Linked DNA regions of Homo sapiens: regions 1 and 3 are each linked to region 2. A link is an interaction called in ENCODE POLR2A ChIA-PET data of the cell type or tissue named here. Cell type or tissue: GM12878. All regions are shown on one strand.

What was found. Peaks named below come from ENCODE experiments on the same cell type or tissue, not always from the same donor. Only the 100,000 strongest peaks of a DNase experiment are listed, where the experiment ranks them.
Region 1: POLR2A ChIA-PET joins it to region 2 with 8 read pairs; 3 of 35 experiments call an interaction of 5 or more read pairs at or near these places.
Region 3: POLR2A ChIA-PET joins it to region 2 with 5 read pairs; 2 of 35 experiments call an interaction of 5 or more read pairs at or near these places.

What each region holds. Positions count from the first base shown.
Region 1 is chr10:34,390,590-34,394,589 of GRCh38, reverse strand. The region is part of intron 7 of PARD3 (par-3 family cell polarity regulator); the gene reads left to right. Among named protein-coding and RNA genes, the nearest start is that of PARD3, 420 kb to the left of the region's middle. In GM12878, no CTCF peak of the experiment used is centred here; no DNase peak of the experiment used is centred here.
Region 2 is chr10:34,289,924-34,293,923 of GRCh38, reverse strand. All of the region lies in intron 20 of PARD3 (par-3 family cell polarity regulator), which reads left to right. Among named protein-coding and RNA genes, the nearest start is that of LINC02629, 390 kb to the right of the region's middle. In GM12878, no CTCF peak of the experiment used is centred here; a DNase peak (open chromatin) is centred at 2,293.
Region 3 is chr10:34,343,372-34,347,371 of GRCh38, reverse strand. All of the region lies in intron 15 of PARD3 (par-3 family cell polarity regulator), which reads left to right. Among named protein-coding and RNA genes, the nearest start is that of LINC02629, 440 kb to the right of the region's middle. In GM12878, no CTCF peak of the experiment used is centred here; no DNase peak of the experiment used is centred here.

The DNA.
Region 1 (4,000 bases), 100 kb before region 2:
CTTTTGGAGGCTGAAGTGGAAGGATCACTTGAAGCCAGGAGTTCAAGTCCAGTCTTGGCAACATGGCAAAACCTTGTCTCTGCAAAAAATACAAAAGTTAGCCGAGTGTGCTGGCATACACCTATGGTCCCAGCCACTTGGGAGGCTGAGGTGGGAGGATCACTTGAATCTGGGAGTGTGGGGCTGCAGTGAGCCATGATCATGCCACTGTACTCCAGCTTGGCATGGCAGAGTGAGAACCTGTCTTAAACAAAAACAAAATAAGGCCGGGCATGGTGGCTCATGCCTGTAATCCCAGACCTTTGGGAGGCCAAGGTGGGCAGATCACCTGAGGTCAGGAGTGCGAGACCAGCGTGGCCAACATGGTGAAACCCTATGTATACTAAAAATACAAACATTAGCCAGGTGTGGTGATGGGTACCTGTAGTCCCACCTACTCTGGAGGCTGAGGCATAGGCCAGGCGCGGTGGCTCACACCTTAATCCTAGCACTTTGGGAGGCTGAGGCGGGCGGATCATGAAGTCAAGAGATCGAGTCCATCCTGGCCAACATGGTGAAGCCCCATCTCTACTAAAAATACAAAAATTAGCTGGGCGTGGTGATGTGCGCCTGTAATCCCAGCCACTCAGAAGGCTGAGGCAGGAGAATTGCTTGAACCCAGGAGGTGGAGGTTGCAGTGAGCTGAGATCGCGCCACTGCACTCTAGCCCAGGTGACAGAGCAAGACTCTGTCTCAAAAAAAAAAAAAAAAAAATTACTACTATTCTTACTTGGGCTTCATAATCTAACTTAAAGTAGATACTCTAAATCTTTTCCCCTATGGAAAACAATTATGGCTAAAACATTTTAAATTAATTAATTAAGTAGAAACTGGGTCTTGCTTTGTTGCCTAGGCTGGTCTCAAACTCTTGGCCTCAAGTGATCCTGCTACCCTGGCCTCCCATAGTGCTGGGATTACAGGTGTGAGCGGCTGTACCTGGCCTAAAGTTTTCTTCTCTGGATCTTTTTTTTTTTTCCTTTTGAGATAGCTTCTCACTCTGTTGCCCGGGCTGGAGAGTAGTGGCTCACTGCAGCTTCAACCTGCCGGGCTTAGGTGATTTTTCCACCTCAGCCTCCCAAGCAGCTGGGACTACAGGCAAGTGCCTCCATGCCCGGCTAATTTTTTATATTTTTTGTGGACATGAGGTTTCCCAATGTTGCCCAGTCTCGTCTCAAACTCTTGGGCTCAAGTGATCTGCCAGCTTTGTCCTCCCAAAGTGCATGGATTACGGGCATGAGCCACCTTGCCTGGCCTGGATCTTTTCTATAATGGACATTTCTCACTTATTTACATCTACCTTTATTCTTAAGTCTGTGGCACTTAAATTTGTTTCACATTACTTTTCCTTGTGAAAATAGTAATTGTATGTTGGTGTTTATATACACTTTTTTTTTTTTTTTAAGATCTAGTATCTACTAGTTAGCATTTTTGGTGCCTTTGATATCTCAGATCAAAGATTCACAAACTTTCTGTAAAGGGTCAGATAATCAGTATTTTAGGCATCATGGCCCAGAAAATCTGCCATTGTAGCATGAAAGCAACCATTGACAAGATATAAACAAAGCTTCATTTACAAAAACATATTGCTGGCTGAATTGACTCATAGGCTGCAGTTGTCAGCCCTTGCCCTAGGGAACCAAACAAATAAAAATGGCTGCCATGATGGTTTTACATTCTAGTATTTTTCATGTCTAAAACTTCTTCACCTCTGTTTTCTATTCATATCTTTGGGGGACAAGAGTGTACAGGATTTTGATTTCCACTTACTGTTTGATAAGAAAGCCTCTTTTGTTGTAACTACATATTAATTCCCAGCAGTGCATGTCCTTGATTCTCAGGAAGAAGGGAAGTTGAAAAAAACCATATAAGCCCATTTACCATACTCTCATTAGTAGTATGTACTCACAGAACAATCCTTCTTAACATCTACTTGTCAATCATAAGACTTAAGGAAAAATCTAAAGTTTCACAGTTAGAAAATCAGGCCCTGTGAAGATGGTGGTGAGGGAAATGAAGGGACTCTGGGTGTGGGTCTGGCTTTCTGCTACTGACTCATGTTGGCAGATATCTTATTTATTAATTTATTCTCAACTTACTTTTTACAGATTTGCCATCATTTGATTTGTCTGATTAACTTTGATTTTTATCCCAAATAATTTTTTTCATCTGTTTATCTTCAATACAATATTCAGAATATCAGGTGAAGTGTCAACATCCTTTGGAAAAAGCTTCTTCAATTTCTGTGTTAAAGTTTATTTTTATGACTTTTCCCCTCTTTATTTATTTGCTTAGTTACATTATTGTCCATAAATTCCATCATGAAGCTGAAAAATGAAATCACATCTCTAAGAGAATATTTTTTATTTTTAAAATTGATTTATTCTTTTTTTTACTTTCTTTCTTTCTTTATATTTTTTGAGACAGGGTCTCACTCTGTCACCCAGGCTGGAGTACGGTGGCAGGATCTCCAGGCTCAAGTGATCCTCCCACCTCAGCCTCCCTAGTAGCTGCGACCACAGGCACACACCACTATGCCTGGCTAATTTTTTGTATTTTTGGTAAAGGTGGGGTCTCCCCATGTTGCCTAGGCTGATCTGGAACTCCTGAGCTCAAGTGATCCACCCACCTCGGCCTCCCGAAGTGCTGGGATTACAGGTGTGAGCCATCACTTCTGGCCACTAGGAGAATATTTTTAATGTTTTGCGTTTTTGAGTTGAAATAAAAGTGACCCTGTTGGAAAATATGTATTTCATAAGTATTATTATTTGCATTCTATTTAAACCTGAATATAGATTAATTAGAAGGTGGTTAAAATAATCTATATGCAGATTGTATTTTGTAATTAATCTATATTCAGAAAATCACTGAAATATAAAAGTTTGTTTTTTACATCCTGCATTCATGTCTTGAATAATTTCCCCCTCAAATATAAACTGATGTTTCTCTGTCTACAAGACTAGTAGTCAAACATCTTTGGATGGTCTTGAGACATACCATACTCATCCATTTAATTCAGCAGAATCTGAGCTTCACTCTCCCCTCAACTAAGATTTACATGATTATAATTATATTGTTTGTCATTTTTATCCCTTCCTGTCTGAACAAAAACTGTATGGAATCAACACCACCGAGCTCTGTGGGAAAAAAGAAAAACCTTCTCCCTTCGCTCTGCTGGAAGCTGGAGGGCGCTAGGCCCCTGTGCAGTAGTGCATAGAATTCTAGCTTTTTTCCTCCTTTCTCTGTATATTGGGCTCAGAGAGTACACTGTGTCTCTATGTGAATATGGACAGTTAGCATTTACCAACATGTATCTGTCTACTTTCTCTTGTTTAAAAGAAGAAAAAAAAAACTAAAAAAAAAATGAGGTTATAGAAGGTCAGCAAAGGGTGGGTTTGAGATGTTTGGGTGGGTTAAGTGGGCATTTTGACAACATGGCTTCTCCTTTGGCATGTTTAATTGTGATATTTGACAGACATCCTTGCAGTTTAAGATGACACTTTTAAAATAAATTCTGTCCTAATGATGACTTGAGCCCTGCCACTCAATGGGGGAGTCAGCAGAACCTGTAGGATCTTATTTGGAATTGACATTCTCTATTGTAATTTTGTTCCTGTATATTTTTAAATTTTCTTTTTGTTTCGCTGGAAAGGAAAGATGATGCTCAGTTTTAAACGTTAAAAGTGTACAAGTTGCTTTGTTACAATAAAACTAAATGTGTACACACACAAAAAAAACTATATTGTTTGTTATACCCTTTTGTTCATCTAAGATATTCTTTATCATTTTTTGCTCTATTATGTATTGAAAACGCAATTTATTTTCCCCAGATTTGGAGTTGGGAATTTTGTATTACCTCTCTGTGTCAGTCAGTGACTGACTTGACCTTATGTTGTCCTCGTTTTATTGGCACGGGGATTGTCAGGACTGGGGAAGGATACCTTGCTCAGTATTTTTTACGTAG
Region 2 (4,000 bases):
GAAAAGGAAAACCATGGTAACCAGATGTAGGGTATGATTATTTGCCTCTGACCTGGCAAAGTGTTGGGTTTAACAAAAGAAGCTTAATAGAAATGTTCAAATTGACCCTTCTCATCACTTGAGCTGCTTAAAGCTCAATCAATCTCTCATTATTATCAGAGTTATTTGAGCAAAGGCAGCAGTGATAGTATTTTTCATAATCACTCCTTGAGCCAAATGTAATTTGCAATTTGTAGTATTGTATTATGAAACAATAATGCATTAAAATGAACAGCACAAGAATTAGGAATATAGTCATAAAGAAAGGATCCACAGAAGTAGTTGTGTGAAAGACACTCTCCAAATCATTTTAAGTGGACATGACCGATTTCAATGCCAAATTAAGCATTTAGAAAAATCAGAATTCTGTGCTTTTACTATATTTAAAGTATATATATAGTATGTTTGTATATATTTTATAATAACGTCAATTTAGTTGGGAGAAACAGAAATATAATGTGATTATTATTTGCATTTGGGTATTTGGGGTTATGGGGTTAGTGTGGTTTGATTACCTGGGTAGGTATAATTTGAAAAAAATAAAGTGCATCAAGCCAAGGTATATCTTTTGCAAAGAGGGAATATTTTGCCGCAGAAATTATGTCTTCTTGTCTATCAGCTAGTTGATGTCCAAAAAGCTTCAGCATCATAATTAAGATATGCTTTCACTCATCTTCTTTCATTTTACTAGAATGGCTGTAAGTATAGATTATATGTATTATTTCAGTGATTTGTGTATTTATCTTGTGTTTTGAAGGATTACTGTGTTTGCTTTTATTTCTCTTAAATCTTTATATTTGAGTCCCACAGTTTTTTGTTTATTTGTTTGATTTTTAGATCTGTGGAGTTTGTGGTGATTCTTGTAAAGTCAAAATTGATTTTGTGCTCGGTTCCCTTTGTCCCCCCTATTTCCAATTCCTCATCTATTGCTTTAATATTTCCTTGTTCCATATGGTTCTAGGACTTCTGAAGTGTCAGGTTACGAGGCATATCAGTGCATCCTTGATTAGCTAACACAGGCTATGCTGGAGTAGGAGTGCACTTATAAGGACATTTAATGGGAGTCCTGAAAGGGATATGTTATTCATTAAGGTTGCATTGCACATTTAAAGATTGTTCTAGCTTGGTTAAGTAGAAGGTGCTTTTTCTTTAAAAAAAAAAATAATAATAATAAAGTTACCTCTTTTTCCCAAGATGCCAAGCAATACAAATTTATTTTATTTAAATCTAATCAGATTGGCACTGATGAAAAGTACACAATCAAATAATTATTCTCAAGTTTGTGAATTTCCTTTTAAAGAGAACCTCTGCCAAACTCCACCAACTTAAAACAGCATCCTGTCTTACAAAAGCGCTATCAAGTTGTCACGTACCCTTTCTAAGGCTCCTCTCTCATCATTGTTGATTACCAAGATGCTTTTTTGCCTAAATAGGAGCTTTCTGCTTTTCATAATCAACCTCCTCTTCGCTGATTCATCCAGCATTGCCACAATCTACTGCTGAGCAAATCAGTACTCTTTCATGGTAGCGATTTCTTAAAATGACACTAAAATATGTAAGATCCTGTACAGGAAGGACATATTAGAAGTGACTTATTTTCTTTTCCTTTTTCCCATTTGTAAAATGGAGGCTGAGGTACAAAAAATGTGGCCAGAATCCATGAGCATGTCATTACAAATGATAACTGCATGCAGTGAATTCCTTGTTATTTTACCCTCTGAATGGGTTTGGGCAGTTTGACGTGCTTCTGCTGTTGCCTGACAGTATTTGCATATGTCAGCACAGATGATTTTGACATTTGGAGTGTCACTGCATTTAGAAAGGTTGGCAGGATCCTGTGAATGGGTATGTGGGCAGTTTTTCTGATCTTTTGCAATGATTAGGAGCAGTTCCTGACCTTGCCTTCAAATCCCTGGCCTTCCGAGATAAGTTCTATTCAGGAACAATGTCCTTTGGACCTAATTTCCACCGGCAATGCAAGATTTACTCATTGATTGATGGTGGAGAGGGTAGCCTCGCTCTGTTGCCCAAGCTGGTCTCGAATCCCTGGCTTCAAGTGATCCTCCTGCCTTGGCCTCGCAAAGTGTTGGGATTACAGGCATGAGCCAGTGCACCCAGTTCTATCTCATGTATTTAAACATAGATTTATTAACCAGCTACTTTCAGTATGAGAGCACAGAGTCACTGTCTTTGGTTCCTAAAGCTTATGAGGTGTCTGGCTGTGGTAAAAAGTGTCTTGGGTATGAATTCTAGCTTTGCTACTCACTCACTATATGACCTAACAAATCCTTCAAGCCCCTGTGCTTACTGAGGTTTCCCCTAAGCATGAGGATGATAACACCTGTCTTGCATGCTGGTTGTGGGAATCAATGAGATAAAAGCACATAATAAGAATTCAATAAATTCTAGCTAAGTGTAATTAAATAATCAAAAGAACATTCAACAAGTGCATAATTATGTCTCACTTAGGAATTACACAAAGTGAACTTCATAGGTCTTGGAATTTCATTTTCTCTTAGGCATATCCAAGTTCAGACCAATTAAGACCTTTTAAACTAGCTACAAGCTGAACTGAACCCTTGTCCTAGCTTGCAGTGGGATTTTTAATCTTTGATTTTCAGAAACATGTGGACATACATCTTCAGTGCATATGGACAAGAGTGTAGTAGGACAATCTACAAAGATATATGGCTAGATTTTTTTTCCTTTGAATAAAATCTATAGCAATTACCTATTAGGACTTTAAGCAAAAGTAAGTTTGTTATTGTGTTAGAGACCAGGGTAATTGGTTGAGGGAAGTTAGTTCTGCACCAAGAATGTGGAAAAAGCACAAGAATCAATTAAAAGTTTCCCAGAGAAACTTGGATCAAAAACCATTTAGGTGATGTATGACTCAGAGGAATAGAGGAATGATATGAAAAGTTCATGGGTTTGTTTTGATTTGAGTGAATAATGTGCTCTGGACTATGCAGAGAACTGGATTGAGACACAGGAATGACACAGGACAGGGTATGTGCTTTTGCTGTACAGGATCTTGAGGCCAGCTCATTGGGCAGCTGGTATCTCTCAAGGATCTTTAGGACAAATGACAGCATTACCACAGCTGGCCATGGTCAAAGACAGGTTATGCAATGGCTGTACAAACACATGGTCTTCAAAAACATCAGGAAAGTTCCAGAAAGAAAAAATGAATTCCTGAAGAAAGGGACAGAATGGATCATGTGATAGTGCAAATATGTAGAAATGAGGGTCAGACACAAGGCAGAATACTGAACTAGTGACTATATTGACCACGCCAGGGCAGGAGTTGGGCATTTGCAGAGGATATGTGGCTTCTGGTAGCTGACATTGAACTCATATTTGATTCATTTTAAATTCTCTTCCCCAGCCAAGCAGTATCACATAACCTACAAATTTCTTTGGGTAAATAGACATGCGGTGTAGCAAAGACTTCTTAGACATGAAGACCTAGGTAATTAGCAGTGAGAAATAACAGATTTCTAGGTGACATTTCAGTGGGGTGTTTTGAAGAAAAACTTATTTTAAAGACTATTGCTAAACCTTACAAGATAATTGGTTCCGGATATTCTGTTCATCTATTTTTAAATATGGCAGCAGATTTTTAAGACTTTTTTAAAAACACTGTATCATGTTTCAAAGTATGGTATTAGGAAAAACACATTCATTACAAAATTAATTGTATTTTTATTTATCGCAGGATGCTATGCATTATTATTCCGTGTAATTTTTTTCTAAAGACCTCTAATTTTGGTAGCAGCAGAAATATTACTATTTAAATAGTAAAATATTTCAATAGTATTCATACTGCAGAGAGAATTATGTTGCTTTGCTGAAAACCCAAATGATGGTTTTAATAGCAAGGAAACTTGCCAGTAGTTACTTTTCAATGACACTTATTTCATTATAAAAACAGTAGAATTTGTTGTCATCCTTTGTTGTC
Region 3 (4,000 bases), 53 kb before region 2:
CCCCAGTGGGTAATGAGGTTATTAGCACTTGCTTTGCAGCAGTTCAGCTTTCTACTAACAGATCCAGTTCATAAATTCTTGCTTTGCCACAGGAGTGGTTGGATTTACTGAGCTGCTCATCTTGCGATTAGCTTGTGAGAGTTTTCAAATTTAAAACACAAGAAGCCATTTTGATTAAAATAACACCTGACATAAAACACTTTTATTACTGGTATATTTTGCAAGGCTCTCATTTAAAGTAAAACCCTAAATTTAACTCCATTTTGAGTACATTTAATGCAGATTTAATACAATTCAAGTTTCCATTATGGAGCCTCATTGAAACAGTAATTTATTCATCAGTGGGTGTTTATGGAAAGCATGCTATTGGCAAGACATTGTGTATATACTGTTGCTGTAGATACAAAGATGAGTAAGAAGCAATCTCTGCCTTCAAAGAACTTTCTACTGGGCATGATCAAAAACATACATAAACATGTCTAGTAGAATTGTCTGTTTTTCTTCCTCTAATCTCTCTAGCTTTCTAGTTTAGAAAAATTGCTGAATATGTAATTTCTTATCTTGTTACATGTGGAACTTAGACAAGCCAGCTTTCTGGTGTTACTTTGTCAACATTTTTCTTTTTACATGCTTGGCGTAAGTGAATGTCAGGGAAGAGTGCCACACCTGTTGGGTTGAACACCTGTCAGGTGAAAGGCTTTGTACATAGTTTATCACTTTCAAATCTTTGCTTATTACTTACCACTCTCTTCACTGCTGTTGGATTTTCTGTACTTTCTTGGCTTTGGTATAAATCTTTATCTTTGTTAAATTATTTTTTTGTTGATGAAATTTCAGTCCCCTTGAGAGAGAGAGAGTGTGCATGTGTCCCTAGATATTTGTGCACACAAAGTGATATGCTGTAATTTCCCCTTTATTATAGGAACATAGGACTTGCCATACTGAATCAGACCATTGGTCCACCAGTTCCTGTAACCTGCGTCCTGCCTCCAATCCCTGATGCTTCAGAGGAAGGCGAAAAACTAAAACTAAAACTCAAACCAAAAAAATCCCTAAATTCAGCTAGTGACCTTTTGAAATGCTGTATATATGAGTTGAAGAGTCATTCATTTTCTTCCTAGTCTGTTGCCCCGATTTTGTTAGCTACAGCTTCATTAGTCCTCTTCGGTTTGCATTATAGTTGACATTGTTTCCTCTTCCTTCTGCTAGATATGTACTGAACTCTTAAAACTCCAGATGCTTCCCCAGGGCAGTAACTTCTCTCCCAGTTCTGTGTTTTGTGATGTGTATGCCCTTTTACCACTTTGGGCTGGGGGTGACAAATGCGTTACTATTTAAGGGTAGGCTAAATTGATGTTTTTATGATTTGGATATTTTCTTAAGATAATTTTTACAATTTGTAACGGAAACTAGGGATTCTAAATAGTTTTACCCTGACAAGTATATATGCATATTTTGATTCATCTTGTGTTTTGCAAATTTGAAAATTCCTCACTTTTTGTCAGTCCTTATTCTAGTATCTTTGGCCGTAAGAATCAAATGCAATTTGTGAAATTAGTTACCACTTAAAGTTAGAAATCCTGTTCAAGACGTTACCTTGCAAGAGAATGCCCAAACAAGGCATTAGGAGAGGTATGGGGCAAAAAAATTAGGAAACTTGACAAATCACACCGTTTCTGAACCAAAATTCGGATTTATGTTTTTCTGAGTCATGAATTCCATAGTTCCAAAGACATTAGGACTTTGGATTTCCATTCGCCTAAACCAATAACAACAGTGTTTATTGATTTGCACAGTATCTAGGCGCATAGATATTCCTCAGACTGTTTGGTTAATGATTGTCTTCTATATGTTTGGAATCACTCCTTTGTAGACATTAGTGGAGGTTGAGGTATTTACTTCATGATCTGCTATGATACAAAAGGAACTTTGTATTGAAATTCTGGCTGATTACCTTAGGGAGTTATTAATTTTATGTTAACAGGTTGAATTTTCATATGGAGTAATCCCCTATGTAGGACTCTAGGCTAAACGGAGCTTTGAGGCTTTGTGATGCATTCCTATGTGAACACATCCCTGGCGAAAGGCTTTTAAAAGATACACCCCAAAAGGAAGAGCCTTTAGAGTTGAAAGGATGTCAGATGTCATCAGTCACACTTTCCCATTTAACAGATGAGGAACTAAGTCCTGATATCCCATGATGTTTTTTGTTTTACTTTGTTTTTGGCTATTTCCTTTTTCTAAAAATAGCCCTCTCTGGGGAATGCTGAGATCTTCATTCTTTATTAGTATCAATTTATAATTATCTACATCTGTAAGCAGTTATTCGAAAGTCTCCAGATCTTATTCTATCCTGGCACCCATGGTGACTAAAAAAATCAAAGACGTTAAATCTTTGAAAGCAGCCTTCAAACCACATACTCCAGCCAACTTACCTTATATGTCGGGGAGTTATGGAGCAAATACATTAATTAACTTGACAGAAGTTGCACACTTTCTGTACTTCTGAACCAAAATTTGGATGCATGTTTTTCTTTATCATGAGTCACACCTGATTAGGATTTCCTTAGCTTTTGTTGGGGTCAGACAGGATTGTGACCAAAGGCAAGATTTCTCTGTCATCTCTTTTGACAGAATTTCCACAATCATGGATTTTGTAATAGTCCTGGACATTCATCAGAAAGTAACCTGTAGTGGGGCTGCCTACATAGGATTCTTCCTTTGAAAAGCCTTAAACATTTTTCTAATGGTTGGTCTCTCTTAACTAACAATAAAAAACAGCAACAATGCAGCTGGGCACAGTGGCTTATGCCTGTAATCCCAGCACTTTGGGAGGCCCAGGCAGGTGGATCAACTGAGGTCAGGAGTTTAAGACCAGCCTGGCCAACATGTGAAACCCTGTCTCTACGAAAAATACAAAAATTAGCCGGATGTTGTGTTGCACACCCGTAGTCCCACCTACTGGGGAGGCTGAGGCAGGAGAATTGCTTAAACCCAGGAGGCAGAGCTTGCATTGAGCTGAAATCGTACCACAGCACTCCAGCCTGGGCAACAGAGTGAGACTCCATATCCAAAAAAAAAAAAAAAAAAACAAAAACAAACAAACAAACAAAAAAACCAGCAACAGGGATAGTCAGCATAACTAATTTAACCAGCACATCCATTTCGTAAAAGACATCACACATTGTCATTTGTAAGCCTGGGACTTTAACTATTTCTCAACTTTTTTAGCTGAATAATTTTTCTTTTTAAAACAAAACTGAAATCTGTTGTATCCATTTTAGAATTTATCTCAGTAGTTTGTATATTCATATATATGTGGTGAGTTTAAGAAGACGTATTTAGAACATTTTTATCTTGTTAGCAATTTGACATAGAAAAATGAAACATTAATGTTTTTATTGTGAGTCATGTCACTGGCACAGTTTTCCTCTAGTATCATGTGTGGTGTTACCTTCTATGTAAATTTGCCAATGAATAAATGTTTAGTAAACAAACATTTTGTATTTCATTGTTTCACTCCTCTACAAGATACTGACTAGTTTACTTAGTTTGTAGGTCACTAGTTAACTAGTTGAAGATAGAGGAAAGTTTACCTATCAGAAATAAATTGAAGCCTTCTCAAGTCATAGAAGGTTTCACATTTATGATGTACCAACTACTAGCAAACATAATTAAGGGATCATTGTATTGTCTAGGTGCAGCTTAGTAGAATATGTAAAGTTTTTTAGCTGTCCATTACCCTGGTATAATCTTGGAGCCATAACCCAAAACTATATTCCTGGCAAGCATGTTAAGAAGTGGAAAATATGGGTTTTCAAATCTTGTGGAAATACTAGCCTTTCAAATCATGGGTGAGAAAAAAATGCTAAATTATTTTCTTACTATGAGGAAGATTTCTTGCCATTTATCTATGTATACAATATTGTATCACAACAGTTAAGGTATAATATTTCTACTCAGAACAACAGATTACAAAAAAAATCATATGCCCCTTTCA